Linked DNA regions of Mus musculus: all the other regions are linked to region 4. Evidence: chromatin loops called from intact Hi-C (ENCODE). Cell type or tissue: left cerebral cortex. All regions are shown on one strand. Region 1 overlaps Gm27243 (a long non-coding RNA gene). Region 2 overlaps Gm27243 (a long non-coding RNA gene). Region 3 has its middle 93 kb from the start of Gm31085. Region 4 overlaps Gm31145 (a long non-coding RNA gene).

Evidence for each region. A loop is a pair of places that touch in the nucleus more often than their neighbours do. Peaks named below come from ENCODE experiments on the same cell type or tissue, not always from the same donor. Only the 100,000 strongest peaks of a DNase experiment are listed, where the experiment ranks them.
Region 1: a loop joins it to region 4, with 4 times the contacts of the local background. A loop is called at or near these places in 2 of 42 quality-filtered maps.
Region 2: it touches region 4 in a loop (4-fold over the local background); 2 of 42 quality-filtered maps call a loop at or near these places.
Region 3: a loop joins it to region 4, with 2.4 times the contacts of the local background. A loop is called at or near these places in 3 of 42 quality-filtered maps.

The regions. Positions count from the first base shown.
Region 1 is chr4:24,211,334-24,216,333 of GRCm38, reverse strand. The region is part of intron 1 of Gm27243 (a long non-coding RNA gene); the gene reads left to right. Among named protein-coding and RNA genes, the nearest start is that of Gm27243, 220 kb to the left of the region's middle. In left cerebral cortex, a CTCF peak has its summit at 2,482; DNase peaks (open chromatin) are centred at 2,361 and 2,630; H3K27ac peaks cover 284 bases.
Region 2 is chr4:24,152,122-24,157,121 of GRCm38, reverse strand. All of the region lies in intron 1 of Gm27243 (a long non-coding RNA gene), which reads left to right. Among named protein-coding and RNA genes, the nearest start is that of Gm27243, 280 kb to the left of the region's middle. In left cerebral cortex, a CTCF peak has its summit at 2,500; DNase peaks (open chromatin) are centred at 2,501, 4,289 and 4,576.
Region 3 is chr4:23,605,391-23,610,390 of GRCm38, reverse strand. No RefSeq gene overlaps it. Among named protein-coding and RNA genes, the nearest start is that of Gm31085, 93 kb to the right of the region's middle. In left cerebral cortex, a CTCF peak has its summit at 2,851; DNase peaks (open chromatin) are centred at 2,368 and 2,807.
Region 4 is chr4:23,824,375-23,829,374 of GRCm38, reverse strand. All of the region lies in intron 1 of Gm31145 (a long non-coding RNA gene), which reads left to right. Among named protein-coding and RNA genes, the nearest start is that of Gm31145, 8.2 kb to the left of the region's middle. In left cerebral cortex, no CTCF peak of the experiment used is centred here; DNase peaks (open chromatin) are centred at 1,347 and 2,291.

The sequences.
Region 1 (5,000 bases), 390 kb before region 4:
GTTGGCACTAACAAGATCCTAGAATGATCAGAGGAAGAAAAAGGAACATTGTGTTCCCTGATGGAAATCATCTGTATTGTTTTCATGTACGTGGATGATACCCAGTTCTAGAAGATATTTGATAGTTCAGGAGGTGTGTGATGAAGCCTGGAATATATTTTGGCATATTTTTTTTTGCTTCTGCATGCAGCTTCTTGTATAATCAATCCCACTGTGCTTACAGGTGAAACCTTATTATGTTTTTTAATATATAAAGAAGGTGGAATTCATTTGAAATGCAGAAGTGTGAAGAGTAAAGCGTCTGTCAAAATGTAGACTGAAAACCCACATTTGGCATTTGGACATATAATAACAACAAATCTTTTTGTACTTCAGCTTTGAATTCTAACCAGTTTCATGTTGTCATGAGCTCAAGTTTCTAGAAAGAGTGTTTTTGAAATACTTAATATTCAACATAATATTAAGACATGTTATTCAAAAATATTTTTCCACTCTATTTGACAAGGAATGTAAATTGTTTGTATTGAAAATATAAAGTGCATCTATACAGATTCACAGTACTGAGTGTTTTTGCCCCTGTCATTTTCAGTACTGTTTTGTGTTTTACATTTGATGTGGTCATGTGTAGGAATTACAGTTACAAAGACTACATAGAATATCTATAGATGGCATGGTGTGCAGAACATATATTATGCAAAACTCTCTCTATTTTCAAAGTTCTAAAGTATTCAGTTGGATTCCCCTTTAGATTAATTAATTTTTTACAGATATCGTTCTCTTATTGCTTGGATTAATATTTAAATACTGTAATTTCAATATTAAAATTTTATCTGTGGAGAACTGTGTACTATATTTGATATTTCACTGTTTAAATAAATCTTAAACTCTCCATTGGTACTCATTTTTAATAGTCACTATGTTTAAATGATCTGCTTCTTCTTGTAGCATGGATACTTGTCCAGAAGGCTTTTCATAGGTGATATGATAAACAGAATAGAGACGATGAATTAGAAGTCCTAAAGGTGGCCTTCCACATGCAGAGATATTAGAGCTGCCTGAACCAAACCCCTACACTATCGCTGTTGTTCCAAGACCTTGGTATTCCTGATTGCCATAAAAAATAGTTATGAAATTCTATTAAACACAATAAAACAAAGAAATCAATCCCCCCTTTTTTCAGTCTAAAATCAAAGCTGTTTGTTTACTTGCCCCCATTTTGGAGGGCCCAAGAAATAATATCTCAAAATATGGAAGTTGTGCAGAATATGCAGTCTTGATTGCCCAACTTTGATCTCTGGGTTCAACTCAGATCTCTGTTTTTCTTATTTATGTCACAGTATTTGGACAAAGCCAAATGAAGTCTTTGTGAGGGTTAGATAGCTTGTTAAGGGATGCTAAGTGAAGAGAGTCAAATGAACCTAGGTGTTTTCTGTCTACTTACTAGTTATATTATTATTTATGCTTGGAAAACTGAGACTGACTTAAGAGTGTAGACATATTGCTTTGGATGGATCTAAGAGAAAAAAACGTGTGTGTTGTAGAACAGACAAGTATTGGTTATTTTCTTCATAATACCAGAGAAAATGATAACCAGGAATAGTCTTTTTTTGATACTGTTTGACTGTTAATGATATTTCTTGTGGTCCCACTTATGCCCTGCAAGATAGAATTTATAGATAAGAGCTCTGTTGCTCTGGGCTACATGGTGTACATTACACAAGAGGGTCTGCTGTTGCTGTGTCGTTGCCTGCTTGCCTTCATAGGTTAAAGAAAATGCATAAGTATCTGGAGTGAGTGTTTGTGCGTCTGTTTTCCTTACAAGAATCTGGCTGTTGAAAGATTTCCCTGTGCACATGGGGACAGGCATCTGCCCATCAGATGTTTGTGATCATCACTGTGAATGAGGTCACTTAGAACTTGTAGAAATATTGCTCAGTCTCCTGATTTTATTTGCGGTGGGAGACAAGTTGGCATGTTACTTCCTTTGCTTTTTTGTTTTTTACTTACAAAACCAAAATTCCTTAGTAAGTACTACAGAAAATTCATATTAACTTCATTTTGGATGCTGTCTTCCAAGGCCTTCCTGGGATCTGATTTACGCGGATGCTGTGGGCACTACATACACAATGTGTTGCCATGCTCTTGCTCCTTGCCACCCCACTTCCCTTTCCATCCTGGTAAATCCTTTGAAGGTTTTATTATTCAGGGTGGGAAGATTGAAGTGAAAGCTACAGAATGATTTAACACTGTGGGAACTTAATCAATAAGAGTGTTGTGAGAGCTCCCAGGAACAGGCGTTGTTTTCCATCCAGATGATAATGAGGCCTGGTAGTAGCAACCTCTGGAGGGGAGTGCTGGGCCAGCGATTCTTTGGTGGTGCTTTTGCTGGTTGCTAATTAATAGTTTTGAGGCCAGTGGGGCACCTTTTGGCCTCTCTGACATTTGCAAGCTTTTCTGTGGCTTGTCCCACATGTCTTTCCACCATCAGGGGTCACTCTCAACTGCATTGGAGTCTGACAAGTCTAATTGGCTCGAATCTATGCAGATTTAAACATCTACCCTACATGCCAAAAATCTGATGTTTTCTCATGCTGCTTCTGAGTTCCGGGCATTATGGGATCGGTGCATGCCTGAGTTATTATGTATCAGCTTATCCTCTTGTTAGCATGTTAAAGAGCAATTAGCTGGATGTGGTGTAGGAAATCGGGGAAAGGGCTTCAGTGCAGTTGAGTTGTAAATGTCTTTTATACTAAAAAACCTGTCAGACCATTGAGCATTACTGGTTGGAAAGCAGATTGAATCGTACAGTCCAATTTTTTTAAAGAGTGAATAATTTCCCGAGAGTTGGTTTAAAAAAATGAAAAGCTCCTTGCTGTGCAAACACACAGTTATGGTGTCATGTAAATCACCCAAACACTCCTGCTTCGTTCGCTTTGTCCCCACTTCCTTCCCCAATTGCACATCTAGCTCTAATTCTAAACTTTTACTGATTAAAAACCTCTGACTTCTTTCTGTTTAGTGGCAACTCGTAGATGAATTTTCTTATAGATGATGCTTTCCATCTCTGATAGCTCACAAGATTCTGACTTAGTGGTAGAATACGGAGCTTGATGCCCTTCCAGCCAGCCAAGTCATACAAATACGATAATAAATCTGTGCTCTTATTGGAAATAATTTATTATAATTGACCATCATCACATACACAGAATAATATAAAAACTAGGTAGAGATATTGCTTTATAGATTGCAAAATATTTTGTCTAGCTTAATGTTCATAATGATTTTGAATATATAGTGGGTTCATATCTTTAAGTTTATCCATATAGACTTCAAGAAACAGCTGACTTGTCCGATATGGTTGTACTACTGAGACCATTACATTTCTAGTCCAAACTGCATTTTAACAACATGCATGAAAATACGTTTTTTTCTGTAGGTTGCTTCATAAAATCTTTTTGACTTTAGATTTCCTTGCAATTAAAAAAACAGTGTCGATATGGCTTTCACCCATTCAATAAGTTTATCGAAGATTACCATAAAATGATAAATAAACTTGCCTATGTAATTTGAAGAGATTAAAAGTAAGAACTATAATGTATCTATTCCATATCATAAGGACCAAACACTAAAGGTCTGTATCATTTGATTTCTGTTTTCTGAGTTTTATGTGTCATCTTTGGTAACTCACCTGCAGTCATGAACTTTTGTGATATGTACAAACCCATATTAATTATTAAAACCTTACATTTTTGAAAGGTTGATATATAATGGCATCTATAGTGTGAATAATAATTTAAAGTTTCAATTCAGTGCTATATTTTAGCATTTTCCTCTTCAAACACCTGAGAAATCTGAGGGTTAATTTTTTCCTTTTATCCAGAAAAATTGCTTGATGCCTCAGAGTCATAGAGGTCTTAAACTGCCCTTTTTGTCTCTCCATAGCTGTTCAGTATCATAGTTGAAGTTTTGGAAGGAATAATGTAAGATAAAATAAGGCATGGCTTCATATGAAATGCATATAGTATGGTGACTTCATAATATACTAAGAATTCTCGGTAAAATTGCTTATATGAAGTATGGTGAAACTACAGCTTTTCTTGTTTTCAATTTATACAATGTTAGAGACCCATGGTATAAAAAGCATGGACTTTAGAGATCAATTAAAAGAGAGCTTAGATTTCAATTTGTTTATCTCTTCATTGCATTGTTTAATATTTTAAAACTGTTCATCCAAGGCAAGTAATTTGAGGATTATTAATATGTACAGAAATCAGAGGATTTCTGTACAAATACCTTGCTGTCTTTCATGAAAATATTTATTTAGATATTTTGTGGCTTTCATAATTTTCATAAAGTGTATAGCATTATTAAACATTAATTTGAGCAAATCAACATTTTAAAGAAGAAGCTTAAATAAACAATGTTTCACTATTACAAGATCAAGTGAAAATTGAGGCAATTTGTAGTTCCCAAAGGGGAAATGAATTCCAGCTTTAAACATAGCCATTATTTGTTTCATTAGATGAACAGAGATCCTAATTAGGGTCAGTGTAGTTTACACATGTCCAGCCTTGATATTACTGCATGCAATAGTTTTCAAACCATACGAATATATTAACTGAATGTACAACTCCTGTTCTATTTGCTGAAGCATTTTTAAGAGACTTAAATTGCCAGAAGATATGGATTTCTAGTTTGAATTTGCCATTAATTAGTTATGTAATTTAGGTGAAATGATTTACTTCTTCTTAAGTCAAGTTTCTTAGTAAAAAAGTAGAAACAATGCCCTTTCATTAATAATACTTGCATTGTCCCATAACTTTCACAGATAATCTTTTAGCACACTTAAAGAGAAGCCTTACTATTAGTGATACCCCCAATTTTTTTCTTCAAACTAACCAACCATCAATCTACCAACCAACCATCTTGCAACCCAGTTGTCTAGTCTGTCAGCAGCCAACCAACCACTATGAACAAAACAAATACAGACACATCACTCT
Region 2 (5,000 bases), 330 kb before region 4:
TATCAACCTGCATTCCCTCGGTAGAGTAGCCCTGTATAATAACCTTATGGATGACACAGGGAAAAGACAGAAAAAGGGAACATTTGTGTTTTTTTTTTTCCTACCAGCTTCAGGGTCTACTGCTTTGGAGTTTCTCAGCAGTTGCTCATTTCCAGAAATAATTTGGCAGATAACTAACATGGGGTTGCAGCAGAGGAATTTACAGAGATCAAGAGAACCAGACTGGTCGTTGACTGTGCACTCAAGAGGGCACAGAGATCAGAGGTTGTAATGCTTGGTTTAACTTTGTGTTCTTACTCTTTGAAATCTATAATTATTTGTGAACAAAACATCTCTTGGTTTCTTTTTTTTTTTATTTCTACTAGACACTATAAATTATGCAGTATGTTTTGGTACAGGAACACAGTGGCCCTGAGCTGTAGGGTCTGGAGTTCAATTGTGAAAGCAACTGGGTCTTACAGTAGAAGCTGTAGCAAAGAGGTAAACCAAGAGAATAGGAAGTAGGGTGTAAATGTTCTTCAGTATGAGTCCCACATATTGGTTCTATATGTGTGTGTCTATTCTGCCTATGATAATATTAAACAATGATGGCCCAGCAGAGACCGGCAGACCTGTATAATCCAAAGCATATTTTTTCAACTGTGATCATCTGTGAATATGGAGCTTTTTTGCTTTGAGCTCTCTTTAAGGGTCACACTGGAAGCTATGATTTTTGTGTGACACGCTGGTCACTTAGAATAAATGTGAGCATGAAGTTACAGAGATTCTGAATAAGCCTGTCTCTCACTTCCTCAGGGTCACTGTAATGGTTTGTATACGCTTGGCCCAGGGAGTGGCACTATTAGGATGTGTGGCTTTGTTGGAGTAGGTGTGTCATTGTGGGTGTGGGCTTAAGACTCTCACCCTAGCTGCCTGGAAGTCTGTCTCCCACAATAGCCTTCAGATGAACATGTAGAACTCTCAGGTCCTCCTGCACCATGCCTGCCTGGATGCTGCCCATGTTCCTGCCTTAATGATAATGGACTCTGAACCTCTGAACCTGTAAGCTAGCCCCAATTAAATGCCCTTTATAAGACTTGACTTGGTCATGGTGTCTGGTCACAGCAGTAAAACGCTAACTAAGTCACCCTCAGCATTCCCTAGGAAGAATCTCCACCAATGTGAAGAGGACAGATGGGGACCATTGTTCAAATCCTGAGATTTGGAGAAAGAAGGGAAGATAATCAACAGGAGTGATTTAATCTAGATTGACCTCTAACATCGTATCCCTATGTTTTAAGAACTACTGTATGAAATTTAAATGAAAATGTGAGAAGTATCTGAATGCATGATGTCACTCAAATTCGTTGTGCCTCCATTTTGTAACCTTTATAGAGCAAACAGTTCTGAAAGCCTTCAGATACCCATAAGCTATGAGGGTTTTGATTGGTCCTATGGTATATTTTCATTATGAGGTACTGCAGGAAAAACTAGAAAGCATGGAGTGAACAGCTTAGCCTTCTCTTATATATTTAAGTGCCAATTGTTTCACAAGTTAGGGAGACATCAAATGCTCCTTCCTTTATGATTGGTCAAGGGCAACTATACCAGGATTCAGAGACATGTCAAAGTCAGCAACTTATTAACCAGAGCGGGAGGCTGAGTGTGAATGTGAACGAGTGAGTGTTGGGCTTAGTGCTGATTTGTTGGTTATTAGTAATACTGGAAATCAGGTGACAACTACCATTAATTAACGCTGTCCCTGTTTTTACCGTCTTTAATGTGCAACTATAAAGACGTCAGGGAAGCAAATGATCATTGTTTAGGAGTAGGGAAAAACAGATGCCAAAATTCCCTTGTCAAAGGATGAAACTTTTTTTTTTTGTGTTAGATTGAAAGACTGGTCACTGTTGAAGATCTTCGTTTGTACGTGTCTCCCCTTGCTTCAGCGGAAGTAAATCACGATGAAGAGAAAATCACAAGGCTGAGACTGATGTTGTTTGGATTAATGTGTATAAGCCACGCCTTAGACACTAACGACACTGGAAGTATGTGTGGGTACCTTGCAAGGAAAAGTAGGAATGGTTCAAGCAGATGAGGCGTTCTTAGTCTTTTGTGTTTGCTATACCTTTTCAAGCATCAAACGGTGACACTCCAGTGAACACCGAGCTTTTCTTTGTAAATCAATTCGCGAAAATCTTGAAAACACAGGACAAACTTTTTTATTGAAAACCAAAGCTTCATTTATCATCATTAGCTGAGCTCAGTCACTGCAGATGGTGTTTAAAAATTCAAAGCTCTAAATTGAAATGTTTAAAAAGTAAAAACAGCAAAAAAAAAAAAAAAACCCACAAAAAACACTCAAACCAAAATAAAGCGATAAACAGCTTACCTTTTCAGAGGTGGTGCGCGAGTGTGCCCATTTTTAAATGAAGAAAACGAAGTCTGTGCCTGTTGAGGTCTTTTAGTCAGCCTGCAGGTGATTGTACTCTGAGCTGCCTGCTCACAGTTCCTCAACCTGCTGCCAGGTGGCGCTGTGCGGCAGTGGGTACCGTGCAGTGTAAGGCATACAATGTGGACTTTCAACCTGACATTTGATTGTATTTCTGACCCAGTAACTGATTCTTCTGGAAGAGTGAACATCAACTCAGTTTTACGAATATCCAGATCTTCTTTTATTAAATGGGGTTAATTTCTACTTTTGGTGAGAAGCTTCAGTATTGGCGAACACATCTTAAAGAGTCAGCGTTTACCAGTATATTATGTCTTTCATTCTAACCGGTGGCTATGTTCTTAAACATATTCTGGCTTGAGTATAAGGTAACATAAAAATCAAACCTTTTGCCAGTACTTTTTTATTTTACTTAGGAAGAGTCAGTCCAGAAGAATTTAAAGGCAGTGGATACATAAAATGTACCATGGCTTACCGTGTAGTATAGACTTAGGCATAACAGCTTTTTTTTTTCTTTTAGGAAAATCTGTGTACTATTTTCCTTCTCTGATTAGATTTTTTTGTCATTCATAAAGTGATCAATGTTCTTGTGCTTTTTAAATCCTGATTATGATATAATTTGCTGTTTTCCTTGTTACTTGAACAATCCTTCACAGAACCTCTGAAAATGGTTGACAATCACACTAATACTGATCCTTATATCGCCATGATAAATTTTTGATTATTACATTTAATAATTATTGTTAAATGTGGCCTCTTTTCTGGAAGTTTCCTCTGTATCCCACGGTCATGATCAAGACTCAGGCATAACTTCCCTCTCCGTATTAACCACTGAAGAGGTTGCTCTGACTTCCAAGATACTCTTGGATTAATGATAAGGAAGTTTTCTGGCTCAATAAGGTAATATATATCAAATACAAAATTATTACAAATATTTGCTTTCTATTGCCATTGCAAATTTAAATCCTCCAACATATGTTAATGGATTTTTGATTATGAAACACTTATAAGAAATATATCAATGTTATTCCTTTGGAATTTTAAACGATAGTGTTTCAAAGAAGCCAGCCGTTTTGCAATCTAAATGAAATGGAGCCATTTTAATATAGTGGCCAGCCTTCTTATATCTTCCTGTTAGAACCACGTAGGCCTTACGGTGGTTAACAGGACAGCTGAATTTATGGATGTGAATTGGTTACAATGCAGCTTAATGATATCCACGGTTTATAGAGGAAACTGCCAGGGAGAGGGGTCACATTTAACAATAATTACTAAATTTTCTATGCAAAATGTATTATGCCAATATAAGGAAATCAGATCAGTATATGTGTGAGATTATTAACTTGTTTCATAGGGTTTATAGTGGGCAATCTTTGTGTTGAATGTCAATCAATATGGATACTTTTAAAGGAGTTACTGAATATTCATGGTAGTATGACACACATGAAATGAAGAACGTTTTGTGTGAGAGCTATGGTTGCAAAGAGTTTATAGCTTATGGATGGTAGAACGTTTTAATTCAACAGTGCTCATGGAAGTAAAGGATGCTTGCTTCAGAACTGCTGAGTGCAGAGGGACGATTTGAAACCAGGTCTTTAAAAAAAAATCAAGATCTAGGCCTTTTCCCTCTTTCATCGTAAATTAGGCTGTGCTCTTCTGCATGGCAGGGACTTGTTTGCACACATCACTTCCTAGGATTCATCACCATCAGTATTTGGACTGGTGTTTTTGAGACAGAGTTTCACTTTGTAGCCCTGGCTATAACTAGCTCTGTAGACCAGGTTGGCATTGAGCTCAGAGGTCACCTACCTCTGCCTCCTGAGTGCAGGAGTGAAAGGTGTGAGTCATCACTGCCTGGCTTGGGACTCACTATTTTCAGATAGGTATGAAAAACATTGAGAGGCTGAGTGATGCTCAGGCTTTGCTAACAGGAGCTACTGTTACTTTCTTCCAAATTGCTTGTATTTGCATTGAAAATCAGACAAAGGAAACTGATAATGCAAACTGCTGAGAGAAGGAACAGCCTGGAAATCAACCAGGCAAATGCACTATTTTTGTTGTTATTGTTAGTAAGTGCTGTACCACTTAATTTCATTCCCAAAACCCAAACAAAGCTTTGTAATCACAAGTGAATAGGTGTTGGGTGGGATTTCAGAGACATTCACATAACCGCAGACAGCGACATGTTTCTGATTCTAAATTATAAATTTGGCTGGACAAAAATACATGCTAGCAGGTTTTAGAATTTTGGAAAACGTACAAGTTCAGTTTGAAAGAAGATCCACGAGAATATGATAAAAATAGGAAGGAATCCATAGTGGCAGAATACATATTGTTACAAAATGACCACAGACATTTAATGAAATGTCTGTGTTAGGTTAGAAAACAATTCATTATAGTGTGAAGAAAGTAGAAATAATAGCATCTCATAAGAGGAACATGGACCGTGTATCTGAAAACAGTTTTTTGGGGAGTATTCAGAGATCACAAACAGGAGTGAGTGAGCGCACTAGGCTGCTCTGGTTCCTGTGACTCCCTTTAAGCACTTTGCTGCCCCCCCAGCCCCCCC
Region 3 (5,000 bases), 220 kb after region 4:
TGTGTAGCTTGGCCTTCATGTGGATCCTGAACAACTGAAACAGACCTATCCCAAAAGCTGTTGCCTGTTTGTGGGATATGTTCTTCTAGCTGGGCTGTCGTGTCTGGCCTCAGGGGGAGTCTCTACACCTAGCCTTGCAGAAACTTGAAGTACCAAGGATAATGGATACTCAGGGGACCCCCACCACTCAGAGTAGAAGGGGAGGGAGAATGAGAGGATTGTCTGATGGGAAAGGATTGTGGGAGGGGGTAACCTAGAGAGGGGCAGTGAGCAGGATATAAAGTGCATAAATAAAAAAATTATATATATAAAAAAAGAAATAAACACTATGCTGGGTTAAGTGCTTTGCCATTGAGCTGTCTCCTGAGTCCAAAAGTGTTATATATGAGATATAATTTATAAGTAGTCTATGCATATTTTTATTTTTAAGATTAATTCTTTGGGAATTTTGTACACTGTGTGGTATCATACTTATTTTCTCCTGTAACTCCTCCAAGGTCCTGCCCATTCCCTATTGGTGGAATCTTTATATCCTATTCATTTATATATTTAGTTTTATATGCATCAAATACAATTTGTGTTGATTGTTTATTCTTAAATGTGTGGTTTTCTCCTGGAGCAAAGTTAACTTACCAGGGGCAACACTTTTAAATAAAACCAACTATCTCCCTCTCCTCAGCCATTATCCATTGGTAAGTAATTTTGGCTTATGTCCATTCTGGAAGTTTGCTTAGTTTGAGCTAACCAGCTCTGTGCAGTTGCCCTGATGTGTCCAAAAGACAACATGCCATTATAGTCATCTAATACCTCTGCCTGCCACAGTGTTTCTTCCTTCTCTTCAGCAATGATCTCTCAGCCTTGAAAGAGGGCCTGTGATACAGATTGTAGTGATTTGCATAAGAATTCCCACATATCCTTGGGAATAAATATGAGATGAATATTAAAAAAAACAAAAAACACTAGATAAAGTGGAGTTGTCCTCTAATGGGACAACAAACCCTCCACTTGATCACAAGCCAGGAAAAAAAGTGCCTAGTGGTCCAGATGGGGTTACTGATTTTGAGCTTGTCCGCTGCGGTGATTGGAATGAGAATGGCCCCTGTAGACTTATAGATTTGAATAGTTGGTTCTCACTTACAACTGTTTGGAAAGGATTAGACATTATGGCATTGTTGGAGGCTGTGTGTCACTGAGAGAGGGCTCTCTTTGCCTGTGGTTATTGTCTCAAGATGTGAGCTCTCACTAATGCTTCTGCACCAATCCTCTCCACCTACCTACTTCCTGCCATGCTCCACACCATGATGATCATGGACTCAACCCTCTGAAACTGTAAACCCCCCAATAAACTGTTTCTTCATTAAGTTTCCTTGTTTGTGATGTCTTCACATCCATAGAAAATTAACTAGTACATCTGACTCTTAGGTCTCTTACACCCCAAACATAATAGGCTACTGCCAATGCTATTGATGGCCTTCTAGAGTCGATAGTCAGAGCCTCTTGATACAAATTTGAGTCATAGACTTTGGAATATGAAACTGAAACTATTATATACAGTTATATACTATAGTATATATCTTTATATTTTCAAAATGTATTTCTCAAAGATTAGCTCCAAATCATATAAATATACCAAGTTACATAATATTCTTATTGAACAGATTACTCATCTTTCAAATAGAGGTATAAGGAAAAGAAAGGGCGGGGAGGAAGTCTGCCAGTTTTTGTTGGTTTGTTTGTTTGTTTGTTTTGAAAAAGAAACCTAGCTGGGTGTGATGGCACACGCCTTTAATCCCAGAACTCGGGAGGCAGAGGCAGGTAGATTTCTGAGTTCGAGGCCAGCCTGTTCTACAAAGTGAGTTCCAGGACAGCCAAGACTATACAGAGAAACCCTGTCTCAAAAAAACAAAAACAAACAAAAACAAAAACAAAAGAAGAAAAGGAAAAGAACCCCCAACTGTACAAATTGTACCCATACTGTTCAAAACTAGAAGGTGGGTATGTCCTTCACAACACCTTTGACAACGGAGGGCTGAAGCATAAAGCAGTAGAAGACATACAATTTGGGGGTCTTGCTCTACCTCAAGCCTACTTTCAGTTACAGGTAACCTTTGAGGTACAGTAGAGATCCCTCTGCTCTGCATCAGCTTTCATATTAGAGAATGGAGGTCTTGGGGTAAAAATTTTGAGCAGATGGGATCCTCAGCACGCCGATAGCATCTTCCACTTTCATCTTCTGAAGCTTGTCAGTGCCTCTTGCCAGGGAAAAAAGAAGAAAAAGAGAAGCTTACTCTGCACAAATTCGTGCACAGGAAAATGTGTGAAATAGAAAATATTTGAAAGGATGCACCCATTATGTATTCTGGAATCAGACATCCTGCAAAAAGGTAGCTAGCTGCTTGCCCTGTCTCTACAGCAGAGTCATGAAACTATCCCGAGCTTTCTACAAGCCTTCCACAAAGAAGGGTTGAAGCAGCTTGATGATACACTATTCTGTGAGCATTGTTCTAGTGTATGTACTGAACGCACTGGCTACCCTCAAGGCTTTCTAGACACAGAAGCTGGTAGAGTTAGTTCTCTTCCACTCTGAGCTTGCTTTCCTCTTTGGTGTAGTGGGTTACTTGTGTAATATGTCAGAATGTCTGTCCCTGACCTGAAAAGTTAGAAACTGTAACTTGTGTTCTGATCTTACCCAGACAGGCCAGGTAGACAGGTCTAGGAGTGACTATGTTAGGAGACATCTGAGAAGAACATACCTTCAGCCAATTCATTTCAAGTGTGTTTCGCTTAAGTTCTTTCTCCTTTCCTTCTGCTGTTGGATATCCACTCAGGAACCTGTGTCAACAGCTCCCTCCATGGACCGTTCATTATAGTTGCAATGTCACAGTGTCAGTATCTTGGTATCATCTAAGTTTTAAGTTGGTTTTTGAGGGGAGTTTTGTTTTAATTTGCATGTCTGTTCTGAGGTCTAGAGACTTCTAATCTTTTTTTAACCTCCACGTACCACTTTCCTCTGCTTGAATTTGCTCTTGAACAGTGTAGCCTTGTAGTCAGCAGTGCTGGGCACGTCCCCAGCCTGGCTCCCGATCTCTGGAGGGTGCGCAGATTATCTCTTTAATGCAGAGCTTCTAGTATTCCCTCCAAAAGTACCTCATTTCCCCTACATTTTGTTTTTAGTATAGAAAACTTACAGTAGTGTGTATGTGTCTGTCCTCGGTTTTCAATTTGGTTGGTTGTTTGACAAACACTGAGGACCAGACTGAGAGTTGAGTACTTCCTATTAAAAGCCTGCTGGCTTTATTGGTGTAAAAACTTAAGGCTGACCTCCACTGCAAGACTGTCTGATGACAGAAGTGTGGCCATGCCTCCTGCATCGAGCCTTTCACAAAGTGCTGTCAGGACTGTTTTCATTTGTTTCCTGTTGAGAAAAGCCGCAGGGAAATGTCAAAGTCGTACTCAATGACATGTTATACTGGATTTAAGCAAAGGGTAATTTTTAATTTTTTATTGTTGCAACAATTGCCTGTGTGTGTTTTTCTTTATTCTGCCTTTACCTCTTGTGGTTTTATTTCTTCCTCCTGTAAGAAGCCCTTTGATGTTAAATCTTTTCTTGCTTTGTGGTTTAGAAGGGAAAGATTGCTTATCTGTTAGGAGTTTCTCATCAGATTTTCCCTAAGCCCTAGGATCTTCCCTCATTTCCTTTGTCCCAACACAGGGATCAGAAAGGGAGTCTCTGCAGGAGGTAAGGGAGAAGAGAGGAGACTAGGATAAAACAAGAGAAATCTTAGGGAAAGTATTGAAAGTCTGGCAAACTCAAGATTCTTCCTCTTCATTTTGCTCAGCTATAACCCCTTACACGGGGAAGATTCAATACTGACTGTCATGTTATCCACTGGAGAATGTTACTAATAAAATTATATCCATGCTCAATTCAGGGTAAGTTTACATGTTATAACAAAGATATACTTTATTCTCATTTCATTATTAAGTTGTCTCCGCAATTCACTTGAAATGAAGTTATCATAACTGAGAACTAACAGTGTTTTAATAGAGGAGATTGGAAATTTTATACAAAATGGATCTCTTCCATGACAGATTGTTATTATCCTGGAATTCCCGGTGACAAATCAGGTTGTATGATTCTAAGACATAATCTAATAGCCTTTATGGTTTTATGTGTACAACTTTATTATTGTTTTTTTATTGTGTTCATAATCTAGCAGTGACCTAGCAGAGATGTGTGGTTTATCAAGGATGACCAGTGGTATATTGCATCTTGTTTAGAGAAAGTCAGTCCTTGTGTCTTATTGAAAATATATGGTTTAACAAGACATTTGCCATCATTTTCTTAACAGGGGTAATAAACAGAACAATTCTGCATAAAAGCTCATATCAGCCTTTTTCATGCCTTTTCTTTCAGAAGGCTGCCTTAGGGTTTAAGCAATTTACTGGTCTGACCAGCATCCTTTTTCTGCAGTCTGTGGTTCTTTTGTTTAACATTAGTATGTGGGCAAACAGCATTCTGAGCTGTGCAGAGCTTATCAGCCCGCGTTCAGTCAACTGGAACCCCATTCTACGTATCTGAGTGGGGCCACATTTAATGCTTCACAGTGGGAGCATCTGCAGTTTCCAAAAATGACTTGTTTATCAGATAAACTCCCCTTATTCTGACAGATGTGGTAGATGGTGGGTCTTCAGTATCACACTTCTCTAATATAAGTCATGTATAAAATATGGTATGCTGAGAGGCAGGGCAATGAGACTGACTGACCAACCCAAGAGAATTACTTCTGTAACTACTAACCCACTGAACTCAGAATGTACCTGTAGTACACAAGAGAAAAGTCATCTCTTGGTTTCTTTTTTGAACTGAACAGGTAATTCTCATGTTATGAAAGTGTTTTTTTTTTTTTTTTTTTTTTTTTTTTTTGGTTTTGATGATTTCTTTTTTTTTTTTTTCCATTTTTTATTAGGTATTTAGCTCATTTACATTTCCAATGCTA
Region 4 (5,000 bases):
ATTTTGTAAGAAAAAAATAAAATAATACTCAGTCTCATTATCTATTCATTGGCAAACACTCTCTGTATATAAGAACAAGAAGTCATTGAAAATAAATCAAATTATAATTGCTTATAACACAATTAATATTTTGAAGATATAGAAAAGTGTGTGGCTGATATCCATTGTTCTGTTGAGGGTAAGATGGTCTACTATCCCTTCCTTGAAGTTACCCTTTGTTTCTATTCTCAACTTTTGAGATTCTTTTGTGCTATGGATGATGAAATGATACATCTCATGTATTATGACCTCTTCTCTGAAAGGTATGCAATAATCTAACAGAGAATTATATGCTTATATATCATACACCACACACCCACCTACCCCCCCCCCCCACACACACACAAGCATAAATTACTACCTGGAAAATACTATATAAAGTTCAGTGGAAATTTGAGCATATCCAAATAGACATTTAGGCAATGAAAGTATTGAGTTACCAATATTAGAATTGTTATGTTCATACTAGGCACTTAGATTCAAGTACTACTTAAAATGCATCTTCTCTTAGGTAAGTTATTTAAACTTTCACCTAAAAATTGAAGTAATAAAATATATTTTAAGTTGTTATGAAAATTAAATGTGCCAGTGTACATAAAATTCTTATAACAGCATATAGGCAACATAGTTAATACACTGTTAGCATTGTCATTGTATTATGATAACTGCTATTGCGTAGCCTAAATCTCCACATTGCTTGGTATAATACCCTGGTGTTAATTAAGCACAATTAAAACAAAAGACATGGCTAAAACGTTTGAGTATTATTATACATAATAATGGATCTATTTGTTATTAACATGTCCTTAAATCATATAAACAAAGGGGGTTTTCTTTATCCAAATATCATAAGTAGTCACTGCCCGGGAGAACAGCATTCCTAGATTCTTTGTTATCCACCTTTCAGCCCACCAGCTATATTTAATAGCTATTCAGGCATCAAACTTGAAAAAAGTGTTATATAAGTGAATCATGCAACAGAATTTAGATGAATTAAATTTTGGGTTCATCTGAAAAATATTTATGTATGATATTCATTGATACTTCTATAAATGGATAAATTGTAAAGTTGGGCTTTGTGAATTCAGATAACATGCCAGCATAATAGAGATAATCTCTCAATTTTTTTTTTTAAAAGGCAAAACAAAGATCTTTAGAAAGACTAAGTCATTGTTCTGAGTTTGTTAGCACAGGCAATGTGGCGATTTAGGCTACTGTTTCCCCATCGTATGCTTTAAATGTCTTTCTTCCTAGGTTTTACATGTGATTTTCTTCCTTTCTCGAGAGCTGTGAGTTTCTCCAATCCTCAGGATCCAGTGTGATATCTATTGTCAGCATGTGAGTTGCTGCTTATAAGAAACAGGGATCTCTCTTGTATTTTAGGATTTGAGACAGCATACTGAAGGAAACTGCAAATAAAGCTTATGTCAGGATGAGTAACAGTAAAATTGTAAGCTCATTCATAATACAGAAGTGTATAGAGAATATCAAAGACTTATCCATTTCTGTCTTAGAAATAAAGAAATCAGTCAGATATAGTCCTTTCCCTTATATAGGGGTGAAACTGGACACAATGGAATTAAATTATTAGAAATTACAAACAAACTTCAATGTACTTTCCTTCTTCTTGCTCTTGGATTTTCCTGGGGAGTTCAAGGAACACTAACTTTCAACATCTCATAATGTTCTTACCTTATAAACACTTGAGTGCAAGTAAACAATAATTATTATTGATCTTATAATACACTATGGAAGTACTAAGCGTTATTTAAAGTTTTATGGGAACTAGAGGGACTAGAGAGTATCATCTTAATTATAATGCTTAGATTATGTATGTTAACTGTTTTTTATTTTGCAAAATAAAGGGAAGTTAATAGAGAAGGCAATAGTGTAGCATGATGCCCTAATTTATAATCCTTTATACGTGACAAAGTATGAAATCAATTGGGCTATTTTATAGCAGGAAATTGGTTTGATTGCAAGAGGGGCTAGATCATAATTGATGACGACAAATTATTTTTATTTTTATTGTCAAAAGCACTGGTATATATTGCTTATATAGTTAAACATTTATTTAACTTATCTTGGTCTCAGACTTAGAAATAGTGATGCTTGCTTTTGGTCCCTGCAAAACTCTTGCTTTTTCTCTGGGAAGTACAACCCGACTGCTTTTTCACCCTCCCTCTCTTCCCTCCCCTTTTCTTGAAGTGCTTCTTTTGTTTGTCTCCATTACACCAGCACGAAGGGACACAGTGTTTCTGCACAGTGGGAGTTGGCAATCTCAGAAGAGGCTTTTCCAGCACTGCTTTTTAGACTGAAATCATTACAATCTTCAATAGCTACTTGGATTAAAAAAAAAAAGACAGAAACTAGCACATTATTATTCTCAAAACCATCTCAATGTAAAAAGAGGCTATTTGCTTGGTTCTCTCCCAGGTTTCCTCCCTCCCTCCCTCTCCCTCCCCAGCTCATCTTGCTTCTTTTTCTTCTAGATGTGTTTCCTTCACACCTAAGTTTGGTTTGCATGGTCCTGATCCACTAATTCTATTCAAACTGAGTCTACAAATGCATTCTTTTTCTTGGTTCTGAATATTTTTACACTGCTATGCAAAAAAAAAAAAAAAAGACCTATATCTTTCACTTATTGGTATTTGATTTTTATCTTTAAGAATGTAAAATTTATTAGCACTGACCCAAGTAATGCCTTCAAACCCAGAAAATTAGCGTGTTTTCCACTTGTCGGGAAGTGGTCTTAACAATAACTTTCAAAAATTTGTAACTAGGTGAGAATTCTTTTTCATGAATTTTCATGTATCAAACTCTAATCTCCTGTTTTTCTGAAGGTACCTCAGTGCCTACTTTCATCACTAGTAGCATTTGTTTGTACACATGCTCACAAGTGACCTGAAGTACACAGAAGAGGCTCAGGGTATGAGATGCTGCTGGCAATGCCTTCACCCCATGAAAGGGATTAGCGTATATGAACACATAATATTTCCAACAGAGGTTTGTAGTGTTGTCTTGTAATTTATTTGTTCTCTTCAAGTGAGCATAACTATGAATAATGAAAGGGAATAGCCTGAATAAAAGAGAGTAATTTATGTACTTTATCAAACCTGCACAACCAATTTATATCCCAGAAAGCAACTTGATGTATGTGTATTCAAATAAAATAAAAATAATTTTTTTGTTGCTAAGTATGGAAAACACTAAGAAAGGGAAAACAAAACAAGCATGTATAATTTGTTATCTATGCTTTTTATTTACATATCTTTTAAAATAATAATTTAGTGAAAAGTCATAGAGTATATTTGGTTCCATTTGAACCTACAGTGTTCCCTGACTCCATCATAGAATCTTCCCAGAAGATGTCAGCAAAGCTATTCTATCCTTCTCTAGTCACAGGGCTTAGACAGTAACCACCTGAGAGGGTGTTTTTTAATTAGTATTTTGTTAGTACTATTTATATACTTTATAATTAGTTGATTCCATTTATTTCTTTAGAATTTAATTTTGTTTCTTCAACTTATATCACACACACACACACAAAAAAAATGCAAGTTTACCTAAAACATGAGCAATATTGCTCAGCAGCCTTTTTTTTTTTCCTGACAAAGTTTGGTCTGTACTTCAGGGTGTAGCTTAAGAGATACTTTTCTATGAACCACTATCCCCCTCTCTACTGTCTTGGGTTTCTATCAGCCTCTTTTGTAGTCCTGTGGCCATGCATTTGCTTTCTGAGGTGCACATTAAGCATTCTTCTGTAACATCAGCATTTATGGAGCATAACTCTCCTGATGTTTTAAATGCCTTAAGGATCTCCGTGTTGTGTTTTTGCTCCTTTAAAGACCCCCCTCCCACCCATTTCTACTTTGTATGCTGAGACTTGTTAAATGCTTGACGGAAAAATAGAAACTGACTGTGGTTTAAAATCTCTTCTGTGTAACACATCTTATGTTTGTCTATGCATTAGAAATACAAGAATCATTGAATCAACAATAAGAGAAAGATATAGGAATGAATCTTTACTTATTATAGTCTTCAAATCAATATATGTATATTTATACATGCACCCACTAATATGAAAGCATTATAGATAAAATTCTAATATTAAAAGAGTCATGAAAACGTAGGCATAAATTGCATTTCTTATGTTCTGTCAATAGAACTATAATGTGAAATAGAGTGGAGTTCAGTTTTAGTATTGCACCTGCAAATTATAGCTCTTCAAAATGCACCAGTTGCTCAAAAGGTTATGAATGATGTCATTTGCATCCACACAGGGAAAGATTCTTGCCTGACTTTTCAGATCTGTTTACAGAGATCCAAAATATTCTGCCTATTTGTTTATCTAAAATATGTTTCTTTGTGAATGCCAGAAAGGAATTGCTACTGTAATCCCAGGTATCAATTTGCTTCCGGTAGGATATTGCCTTATGATCCCTGCTAGGTATCCTTTTATTTTTTTATAATCCCAAGCCCTAGAGGCATCATTTCAGCCTAAGTCAGTGATTTAGAGGCTCTCTTGCTTTTATTTATAAATGTGTATGCTGTAAAAAGTTATATAGCTCAGAATATAATGAAAACTGCTTGCAAAATTTTGCTTTGAAAAATCACAAACATGTCCTCATAAATATAGGTTCATCCCAGCCATGCATTTTCAAAATATTAGATAACTACCTCCCTCACAGGTTTGTTCTGCATTCAGAACTATGTTAGCATTTGAGACTCTGGCTATTGGTGTTTCACACAACACATTGTATTTATTAGTATGTGTGTTACCTAATTTCCCAGTCGTCTTTTCTTTCTGAACAAGCTCTAGTCAAATATTAAGACTAAAACTGAGCACCTTGGGCTAAGCATATAATACAATGAATGATGCTGGCCTTGGATTACTGGGTGGAACAGAACTGAGTTATGAGAAAGGTTGACAGGAATTAAATGTTATTAAGGATCTAGAA